Regions from separate parts of the Homo sapiens genome. Here region 1 is linked to region 2. A link is an interaction called in ENCODE POLR2A ChIA-PET data of the cell type or tissue named here. Cell type or tissue: MCF 10A. All regions are shown on one strand. Links, peaks and the distances in the headings refer to the core of each region. The heading gives the core; the rest is flanking DNA. Region 1 overlaps DNER (delta/notch like EGF repeat containing). Region 2 overlaps DNER (delta/notch like EGF repeat containing).

Region 1 (5,378 bases), core at 55-5,054, 60 kb before region 2:
ACCCCATCCAAAGGTCACCAACATCAAAGACCAAAGGTAGATAAATCCACGAAGATGAGGAAAAACCAGCACAAAAAGGCTAAAAATTCCAAAAACCAGAATGCCTCTTCTCCTCCAAAGGATCACAACTTCTCACTAGCGAGGGAACAGAACTGGACAGAGAATGAGTTTGACGAATTGACAGAAGTAGGTTCCAGAAGGTGGGTAATAACAAACTCCTCTGAGCTAAAGAAGCATGTTCTAACCCAATGCAAGGAAGCTAAGAAACTTGAAAAAAGGTTAGATGAATTGCTAACTAGAATAACCAGTTTACAGAAGAACATAAATGACCTGATGGAGCTGAAAAATACAGCAAGAGAATTTTGTGAAGCATACACAAGTATCAATAGCCAAATAGATCAAGCAGAAGAAAGGATATAAGAGACTGAAGACCAACTTAATGAAATAAAGCATGAAGACAAGATTAGAGAAAAAAGAATGAAAAGGAATGAACAACGCCTCCAAAAAATATGGGACTATGTGAAAAGACCAAACCTGTTTGATTGGTGTACTTGAAAGTGACGGGGAGAATGGAAACAAGTTGGAAAACACTTTTTAGGATATTATCCGGGAGAACTTCCCCAACCTAGCAAGACAGGCCAACATAATTCAGAAAATACAGAGAACACCACAAAGATACTCCTCGAGAAGAGCAACCCCAAGACACATAATCATCAGATTCACCACAATTGAAATGAAGGAAAAATGTTAAGGGCAGCCAGAGAGAAAGGTCGGGTTACCCACAAAAGGAAGCCCATCAGACTAACGGCAGATCTCTCTGCAGAAACCCTACAAGCCAGAAGAGAGTGGAGGCCAATATTCAACATTCTGAAACAAAAGAATTTTCAACCCAGAATTTCATATCCAGCCAACCTAAGTTTCGTAAGTGAAGGAGAAATAAAATCCTTTACAGACAAGCAAATGCTAAGAGATTTTGTTACCACCAGGCCTGCCTTACAAGAGCTCCTGAAGGAAGCACTAAATATGGAAAGGAAAAACCAGTACCAGCCACTGCAAAAACATACCAAATTGTAAAGACAATTGACACTATGAAAAAACTGTATCAACTAACGGGCAAAATAACCAGCTAGCATCATAATGACAGGAGCAAATTCAAACATAACAATACTAACCTTAAATGTAAATGGGCTAAATGCCTCAATTAAAAGACACACAGTGGCAAATTGCATAGAGTCAAGACCCATTGGTGTGCTGTATTCAGGAGACCCACCTCACATGCAAAGACACACATAGGCTCAAAATAAAGGGATGGAGGAATATTTACCAAGCAAATGGAAAGCAAAAAAAGGAGGGATTTCAATTCTAGTCTCTAATAAAACAGACTTTAAACCAACAAAGATCAAAAGAGACAAAAAAGGGCATTACATAATGGTAAAGGGATCAATGAAACAAGAAGAGCTAACTGTCTTAAATATATATGCACCCAATAAAGGAGCATCCAGATTCATAAAGCAAGTTCTTAGAGACCTAAAAAGAGAATTAGACTCCCACACAATAATAGTGGGAGACTTTAACACCCTACTGTCAATATTAGACAGATCCACGAGACAGAAGATTAACAAGAATATTCAGGACTTGAACTCAGCTCTGGACCAAGCAGACCTAATAGACATCTACAGAACTCTCCACTCCAAATCAGCAGAATACACATTCTTCTCAGCACCACTTCGCACTTATTCTAAGATTGACCACATAATTGGAAGTAAAACACTCCTCAGCACATACAAAAGAATGGAAATCATAAGAAACAGTCTCTCAGACCACAGTGCAATCAAATTAGAACTCAGGATTAAGAAACTCACTCAAAACTGCACAACTACATGGAAACTGAACAACCTGCTCCTGAATGACTACTGGGTAAATAACGAAATTAATGCAGAAATAAATAAGTTATTTGAAATCAATGAGAACAAAGACACAATGTACCAGAATCTCTGGGACACAGCTAAAGCAGTGTTTAGAGGGAAATTTATAGCACTAAATCCCCACAGGAGAAAGTGGGAAAGATCTAAAATCGATACCCTAACATCACAATTAAAAGAACTAGAGAAGCAAGAGCAAACAAATTCAAAAGCTAGCAGAAGACAAGAAATAACTAAGATCAGAGCAGAACTGAAGGAGAGAGAGACAAGAAAAACCCTTCAAAAAATCAAGGAATCCAGGAGCTGGTTTTTTGAAAAGATTTACAAAATAGATAGACCACTAGCCAGACTAACAAAGAAGAAAAGAGAGAAGAATCAGATAGACACAATAAAAATTGATAAAGGGGATATCACCGCTGATCTGATAGAAATACAAACTACTATCAGAGAATACTATAAACACCTCTATGCAAATAAACTAGAAAATCTAGAAGAAACAGATAAATTCCTGGACACATACACCCTCCCAAGACTAAACCAGAAACAAGTTGAATCCCTGAATAGACCAATAAGAAGTTCTGAAATTGAGGAAGTAATTAATAGCCTACAAACCAAAAAAAGCCCAGGACCAGATGGATTCACAGCCAAATTTTATCAGAGGTACAAAGAGGAGCTGGTACCATTCCTTCTGAAACTATTCCAAACAATAGAAAAGAGGGACTCCTTCCCAACTCATTTCATGAGGCCAGCATCATCCTGATACCAAAACCTGGAAGAGACGCAACAAAAAAAGAAAACTTCAGGCCAAGATCCCTGATAAACATTGATGCAAAAATCCTCAATAAAATACTGGCACACCGAATCCAGTAGCACATCAAAAAGCTTATCCACCACTGTACTCCAGTCTGGGCAACAGAGCGAGACTCCATCTAAAAAAAAAAAAAAAAAGCTTATCCACCACAATCAAGTTGGCTTCATCCCTAGGATGCAAGGGTTCAATATATACAAATCAATAAATGCAATCCATCACTTAAACACAACCAATGATAAAAACCACGTGATAATCTCAATAGACACAGAAAAGGCCTCTGATAAAGTTTAACACACCTTCATGCTAAAAACTCTCAATAAACTAGGTATTGACAGAACGTATCTCAAAATAAGAGCTATTTATGACAAACCCACAGCCAGTATCATACTGAATGGGCAAAAGCTAGAAGCATTCCTTTTGAAAACTGGCACAAGACAAGGATGCCTTCTCTCACCACTGCTATTCAACATAGCATTGGAAGTTCTGGCCAGGTCAATCAGGCAAGGGAAAGAAATAAAGGGTATTCAAATAAGAAGAGAGGAAGTAAAATTGTCTCTGTTTGCAGATGACATGATTGTATATTTAGAAAGCCCCATTGTCTCAGCTCAAAATCTCCTTAAGCTGATAAGCAACTTCAGCAAAGTCTCAGGATACAAAATCAATGTGCAAAAATCACAAGCTTTCCTATAAATCAATAATAGACAAACAGAGAGCCAAATCATGAGTGAACTCTCATTCACAATTGCGACAGAGAATAAAATACATAAGAATACAACTTACAAGGGATGTTAAGGACCTCTCAAGGAGAACTACAAACCACTGCTCAAGGAAATAAGAGAAGACACAAACAAATGAAAAAAACATTTCATGCTCATGGATAGGAAGAATCAATATCATGAAAATGGCCATACTGCCCAAAGTAATTTACACGTTCAATGCTATCCCCACCGAGCTACCACTGACTTTCTTCACAGAATTGGAAAAATCTACTTTAAAGTTCATATAGAACCAAAAAAGAGCCTGCATAGCCAAGACAATCCTAAGCAAACAGAACAAAGCTGGAGGCATCATGTTACCTGATTTCAAACTATACTACAAAGCTACAGTAACCAAAACAGCATGGTACTGGCACCAAAACAGATGTACAGAGTAATGGAAAAGAACAGAGGCCTCAGAAATGATGCCACATATCTACAACCATCTGATCTTTGATAAACCTGATAAAAACAAGCATTGGTGAAAGGATTCCCTATTTAATAAATGGTGTTGGGAAAACTGGCTAGCCATATGCAGAAAACGGAAACTGGACCCCTTCCTTACACCTTATACAAAAACTAACTCAAGATGGATAAAAGACTTACACGTAAGACCTAAAACTGTAAAAACCCTAGAAGAAAACCTAGGCAATACCATTCAGGACATAGGCATGGGCAAAGACTTCATGACTAAAACACCAAAAGCAATGGCAACAAAAGCCAAAATTGACAAATGAGATCTAATTAAACTAAGGAGCTTCTGGACAGCAAAAGAAACTATCATCATAGTGAACAGACAACCTACAGAATGGGAGAAAATTTTTGCAATCTATCCATCTGGAAAAGGGCTAATATCCAGAATCTACAAAGAACTTAAAAAAATTTACAAGAAAAAAAAAACAAACAACCACATCAAAAAGTGGGCAAAAGGTATGAACAGATACCTCTCAAAAGAAGACATTCATGCAGCCAACAAAAATATGAAAAAAAAGCTCATCATCACTGGTCATTAGTGAAATGCAAATCAAAACCACAATGAGATACCATCTCACGTCAGTTAGAATGGCGATTATTAAAAAGTCAGGAAATAACAGATGCTGCAGAGGATGTGGAGAAATAGGAATGCTTTTATACTCTTGGTGGGAATGTAAATTTGTTCAACCATTGTGGAAGACAGTGTGGTGATTCCTTAAGGATCTGGAACCAGAAATACCATTTGACCCAGCAATCTCATTACTGGGTATATACCCAAAGGATTATAAATCATTCTACTATAAAGACACATGCACACGTATGTTTATTGCAGCATTGTTCACAACAGCAAAGACTTGGAACCAACCCAAATGCCCATCAATGACAGACTGGATAAAGAAAATGTGGCACATATACACCATGGAATACTATGCAGCCATAAAAAAGGATGAGTTCCTGTCCTTTGCAGGGACATGGATGAAGCTGGAAACCATCATTCTCAGCAAACTAACACAGGAACAAAAAACCAAACACCACATGTTCTCACTCATAAGTGGGAGCTCAACAATGAGAACACATGGACATAGGGAGAGGAACATCACACACTGGGGCCTGTCAGGTGGTGGGGAGCTAGGGGAGGCATAGCATTAGGAGAAATACGTAATGTAGATAACAGGTTGATGGGTGCAGAAAACCACCATGGCATGTGTATACCTATGTAACAAACCTGCACGTTCTGCACATGTGTCCCAGAACTTAAAGTATAATAGAAAGAAAAAGAAAGAAAGAAAGAAAGAAAGAGAGAAAGAAAGAAAGAAAGAAAGAAAGAAAGAAAGAAAGAAAGAAAGAAAGAAAGAAAGAAAAGAAAGAAGGAAGGAAGGAAAGAAGGAAAGGCAAGCAAGCTCGATTCCATGTTAG
Region 2 (5,378 bases), core at 258-5,257:
ATGCCTTCATCGGCCGGGAGCAGTGCTCACGCCTGTAATCCCAGCACTTTGGGAGGCCAAGGCAGGCAGATCAAGAGGTCAGGAGATGGAGACCATCCTGGCTAACACAGTGAAACCCCATCTTTACTAAAAATACAAAAAATTAGCTGGTTGTGGTGGTGGGTGCCTGTAGTCCCAGCTACTAGGGAGGCTGAGGCAGGAGAATGGTGTGAACCTGGGAGGCGGAGGTTGCAGTGAGCTGAGACTGTGCCACTGCACTCCAGCCTGGGCGACAGAGCAACGCTCTGTCTTAAAAAAAAAAAAAAATGCTGGTAAACTAGATAAAGTTTTTCTGGTTAATAACAGATGAAAGTTGTCCACTATACTTACTATACTTATCCAAAAATGTAAAGGCACATGGGCCTTAGTGAGCTAAATGTCTTCAAACCTTTGCAGGTATATTTATTTCTTTATTGCTGTTCAATTGCTATTAAAATCCTGACCATTAAGTCTTATCCTTGATCCTGTTTCCAGCAAATATTATCGGACTACTGATATTTTCAGGTCTGAGTTTAACAGAAGGAGCAGTGTCAACTGTGTCTTTCGGGACATACAGACCAGAAATGCAGCTCACATGTAAGGCATATGTAGAAAATACAAAAAAAAAATTACATCTAAAATCCTTACAAATATAATTTTCTTTCAAAAAATTTCACTTGGAAAAAGTCTACATTTCCTTTGGTTTACAGCCTATTATATATCTGGATGATCTAATTGAGTTACCAGCCCTTTGGTGAAGAAGAATGGGCAGAGGAACTTGGTTGGCAACTGTGCCATGTCTAGTCTGGGATTTCAACTGCAGTTGAAATGATGAGCATCTTAGATCTTGCTTGTTAAAAAAAATTATAAACATATTTCCACGTAAAAATCTCCAATGCCCTGTCCCTTAAATTCCCTTAAATAGTAATATGTGAGGCACATTCTATAATGGCAGGGTTAATTCAATTCCACAAGTTTAGAGTAATAACTCAAGTGCAAACTATCTTCCTTCCTGCCAGGGACTCCTTCCAATACCGGTCATGTACAGCTATTATCTGCAGAGGCCACCATTGTATTGAGAACACAAGCAATACTGTGGCTCCCACCTGCAGGGGAAATGGCACCCCCACCCCAGCGAGTTCCACCTCATCCTGTTTGTAGCAGCTCCAAGTTCTCACTTTCTTCAGCAGATTTCAATTTGCAATTTTTAAGAGAACGGGTAGCCTATCACTTAACACTGTCACTGGAAGATAACATTTCAGTAATTACTCAGTGCTGACATTTTATTATTTAATCTTAAAATCCCATCAGAAATCCCTAGCCCGAAAAGCTACAAACGAAGTTTGAAAATAAAACACCCGGCAAATCTGATTTGCAGTAATCAAAATGGCATTTTGTCAGATGGGAACTAATTATCAACCTGACATGACTTCAATCTGCTGCCATTTTATGAAATGAGATCCGTTTGCTCTCTGTAAAGAAGATCAGCCTTGCTGCTCCATAGCTAGATGCCCAATTTCACCTATTCTCGTGAGATTCTTCCATTATGCAAACTGGTGTTGAAGCAATTACATGCTCCAAAAGATGAAGACGAGAAATTTCACATTCACAGACTTGTCATGTTCACCTCTTAAAATGTAAGTTCTTGCCTGGTGTTAAGATGCCTTTTTTATTTTACACAGTCACCTAACAATCTGAAGAAACATCCCCTCTGAAGGCAGTTTCAGCTCCCAGGTTCAACAAGAGGGCCCTGTCACGATTACAAGGCTCTGCTTTGAGACTGCTGAACAAATGAAGGGATCATGTTCATTCCACGAACAGAATGCACACGTCTTCAGGCTTTTCAAGGCTATTAAGGGGCTACTGCTGGACCACAGACAATTATCAAGTCAAACGCTCCAAGTGGGCATGAATGTTTTAGCAGAGAATAGACGGAAGGAAAGTGGAAATTAAACAGGAGTGATTTCACCCCCACATAGCTCGAGAATCCTGCTGGAATCTCCACGGACAGAAAGAAAGAAGAGCTTTCACTAGTCCATGCCAGGAAATGGGCTGCCTGCCTCTCATTTCATGCTCTGACATATAACTCTCCTCTCTTTTCTGATAGAGGGGAAAACTGAGTCCCAGAGATGCCTGTAAATTTCCTATGGTTTTAGTCAATAAGCGAGGATGTTAGAGAGGTCCTTTCTACCACTCTCGGCTGCCTCTCCCAATGTGGAAAGAGAAACATCAGGCAGTATATTTTCTATTTGGTTGCCTCACACGTGTTGAAAAACTCTATTTGGTATTATTAAAAAACACTATTTATCTCTAACTCCCTTCAATTTTAAGTTTTAGAAATCAACTAACTATAAGAAAAAGTTTGGGTCAGGCATGGTGGCTCAGGCCTGTAATCCCAGCACTGTGGGAGGCCGAGGCAGGCAGATAACCTGAGGTCAGGAGTTCAAGACCGGCCTGGACAACATGGTGCAACCCTGTCTCTAGTAAACATACAAAAATTAGCAGGGTGTGGTGGTGGGAGCCTGTAATCCCAACTACTTGGGAGACTGAGGCAGGAGAATCGCTTGAACCCGGGAGGCAGAGGTTGAAGCCTGGGCAACAAGAGCAAAACTCCATCTCAAAAAAATTTTAAAAAAGAAAAAGTTTGATATAATTAAGAAAAGAAGTCAGAGGAGAAAGGGAGGAGAAAATAAAGTTGTTTTCTGGTCTTACAATATTTAATTCTTCTTTGTGGGGCTTCACAGAGAGAACGGAACTCTCAGGAGACAGGTAATAAAGTATTAAGGAAGTTTTTGTTCAGAATGCTGCTGAGGGGTATTTTCACATGTGTTACGACATCCAGAGCAGAGCTGGGAACAGCGTGCTCGTGAGTCAGTACGTGAGTAAGCCTCTGTTCTTCCAGCACAATTGCAGCTTGTTTAGTTTGCAAACACAAGTTGTCTCAGTGATCCACATTCCCAATAGGTAAGGGCCAGCGCCACACTGCCTCCTCCCACAGGACACGCAGCTCACAGCATGTGAGCCCGAATCCACATGGAAGAAAACTGGACCCTCTGAGGGGCAGCTATTCCTGTCTCCACCCTGGCTCTGAAGGAGAGCATGGAGGTCAACCAAGAAAAATATCCTCATGTCAAACACAGTGGAGAAACTGTTTCACTTCAAGGTTTATGAGATCCAAAAATGTTACTGCGATAGTTCATTTCGGGTGTCAACTTGGCTAGGCCATGGTTCTTAGATACTCGCTCAAACACTAATCTAGATGTTGGTATGAAGGTGTGTTTTAGATGAGATTAACGTTTAAATCAGCAGACTTTGAATGAAGCAGATGACTCTCCAGAATGTGCGTGGGCTGCATCCAAACAGCTGAGGACCTTAAGGACAAAGACTGAGGTTTCCCAAAGAAGAAATAATTCAGCTCAAGACACAACACAGAAACCTCGCCTGAGTTTCCAGCCTGCCAGCTTCCCTACGGATTTTGGACTTGTGAGTCCACACAATTGCATGAGCCAGTTACTTAAAATAAATCTCTCTCTCTCTCCTCGCTCTCTGTCTCCTGTTTCTCCGGAGAATCCTAACTACTAACATTGTTACAAAGCAGATTAAACAGCCCTATTCCCTCTGAATGTCAGAGCAGAGAGGAAAGAGGCACTTGGCAAAATATCAGTTGCTTAGAAAATCGGGGAATTAAGAGTCTATGTGAAAAAAGGCTTTTCAACACCATTCAAGTGCCAAATTGCATTTCTCAGTAACTTGTTGAGTTATTCGTTGAGTATGAGACATGCCCTTTGGAAGTTCCAGGCCAGGCACTGGAGCAGCAAAACCAGGGACACCGGCATTCGAATCTGGGCTCAGCCCCCATTCTGGGTGTGTAGCCACAGGCACATGACTGAACCTCTAGAGGCATTTCAAACCTTGGTGTAAATGTGACACTAAAAAGACCAGAGATGTGAAGCACCCGGCTCAGAATCTAGAAAGATCAGTGCTCACTAAATAGTGGCTTAGGGTGATTGCTGCTGATACAAAAGCTATTAATAAAACACAGTTCCTCCCAGCCCTAAGGAGGAGAGAGACACATACAAGGATAATTAATGTTCTGTTTCCAAGACCACAAAAGTGATATTGTAGGTGACTGTCGGAACCCAGAGGAAGGGAAACTGAGTCAGCCCCAGAAGTAGAAGTTTGTACAGTGAGGTGGGGTAACGGGGAGCACGCATTCCAGCTAGAGGCCATTGCACCAGCAAAGCCAGGGTCAAGCCAAACCAGATACTGGCCAGCCATACTGACTGGCCAGGGAGATGTGTGGGGATTCATTGTGCTGGGAAGCTTTCTAAAGAGCCAGCTCGTGTAAGGATGGAGACATACACAGAATAGAAACGAGAGGAAAGGGCTGCCCCGTGCATTCCTTTCTGACTACACTAGTGGGTTGTGCACACACAAAATTTTGACTAGTAATCACTCACTTCTAGGTATCAAAACCTCCATAATTAAAAATCTGTAATGCAAATGCAGAAGGCATTTGGAAATTAAATGGTAAAAGTTTTAAATTCTTACATAGGGAGCCAGTGATATAACATAATGTGCATAGAGTAACAATTTTAATAGATGACACAATTCTGAATGTATTGCACCGTGCTTTTCATGCACGTTAAGATGAAAGAAGATATTCTGTTAACTTAAGCACACAATAGTAAAAGATACACAACACAGTGAAAGTTCTGCAGTGACTTACAGTAAATTGATAAAAATGCTTAGCCTGTGATGAGATTAAGCCTGTTTTCAATTTTCTTTATTTTGCTTGTTTTTTCTACAATGAATGTGAGTTGATCATGAAATGATGAAAGAGTATTTTTTTAACCCTGCCAAGAGTAAATCTAAAAAAGAAAGTGTGTCATAAATGAGTGGAATTCACTTTTATTCACAAGTATATCAGTAAGTATACTTACTTACAAGCATACCAGTAAGTATACCACTTTTATTTACAAGTATACCAAGATGCAAAAGAAAAAGTAATGGTCTTTTGAGATTGGTTTGAGATTGAGAAAAGGAAGATGTACTGTGTAGGGGCGGTACCCACCTGGATCACAGAGGCATTTGTAGCTGGTGCCCACGCTGCGGCACGTGCCATGAGCACAGGGGCTGAGGGCACAGAAGTCAATAAGCTGGGCACAGGTCGGCCCTGTGAAGCCCGGGCTGCAGTTGCAGGTAAAGTGTACCCCGTCCACATAGCAGGTGCCGTTGTTCTGGCACGGAGACGAGGCGCAGGGGTCCACCTTTTCTTCACAAGCAGATCCGAAGTATCCTGTGAAAAAACACATGAGAGCTTAAAAAAACTAAAACACATTTGCACATAATAACTAATC

The links. Peaks named below come from ENCODE experiments on the same cell type or tissue, not always from the same donor. Only the 100,000 strongest peaks of a DNase experiment are listed, where the experiment ranks them.
Region 1: POLR2A ChIA-PET joins it to region 2 with 5 read pairs; 2 of 35 experiments call an interaction of 5 or more read pairs at or near these places.

What each region holds. Positions count from the first base shown.
Region 1 is chr2:229,382,248-229,387,625 of GRCh38, forward strand. The region is part of intron 11 of DNER (delta/notch like EGF repeat containing); the gene reads right to left. Among named protein-coding and RNA genes, the nearest start is that of PID1, 110 kb to the left of the region's middle. In MCF 10A, for the core only: no CTCF peak of the experiment used is centred there; no DNase peak of the experiment used is centred there.
Region 2 is chr2:229,442,224-229,447,601 of GRCh38, forward strand. It overlaps DNER (delta/notch like EGF repeat containing), which reads right to left. Exons shown (of 13, transcript NM_139072.4): 8 at 5,093-5,317. Among named protein-coding and RNA genes, the nearest start is that of PID1, 170 kb to the left of the region's middle. In MCF 10A, for the core only: no CTCF peak of the experiment used is centred there; a DNase peak (open chromatin) is centred at 2,918.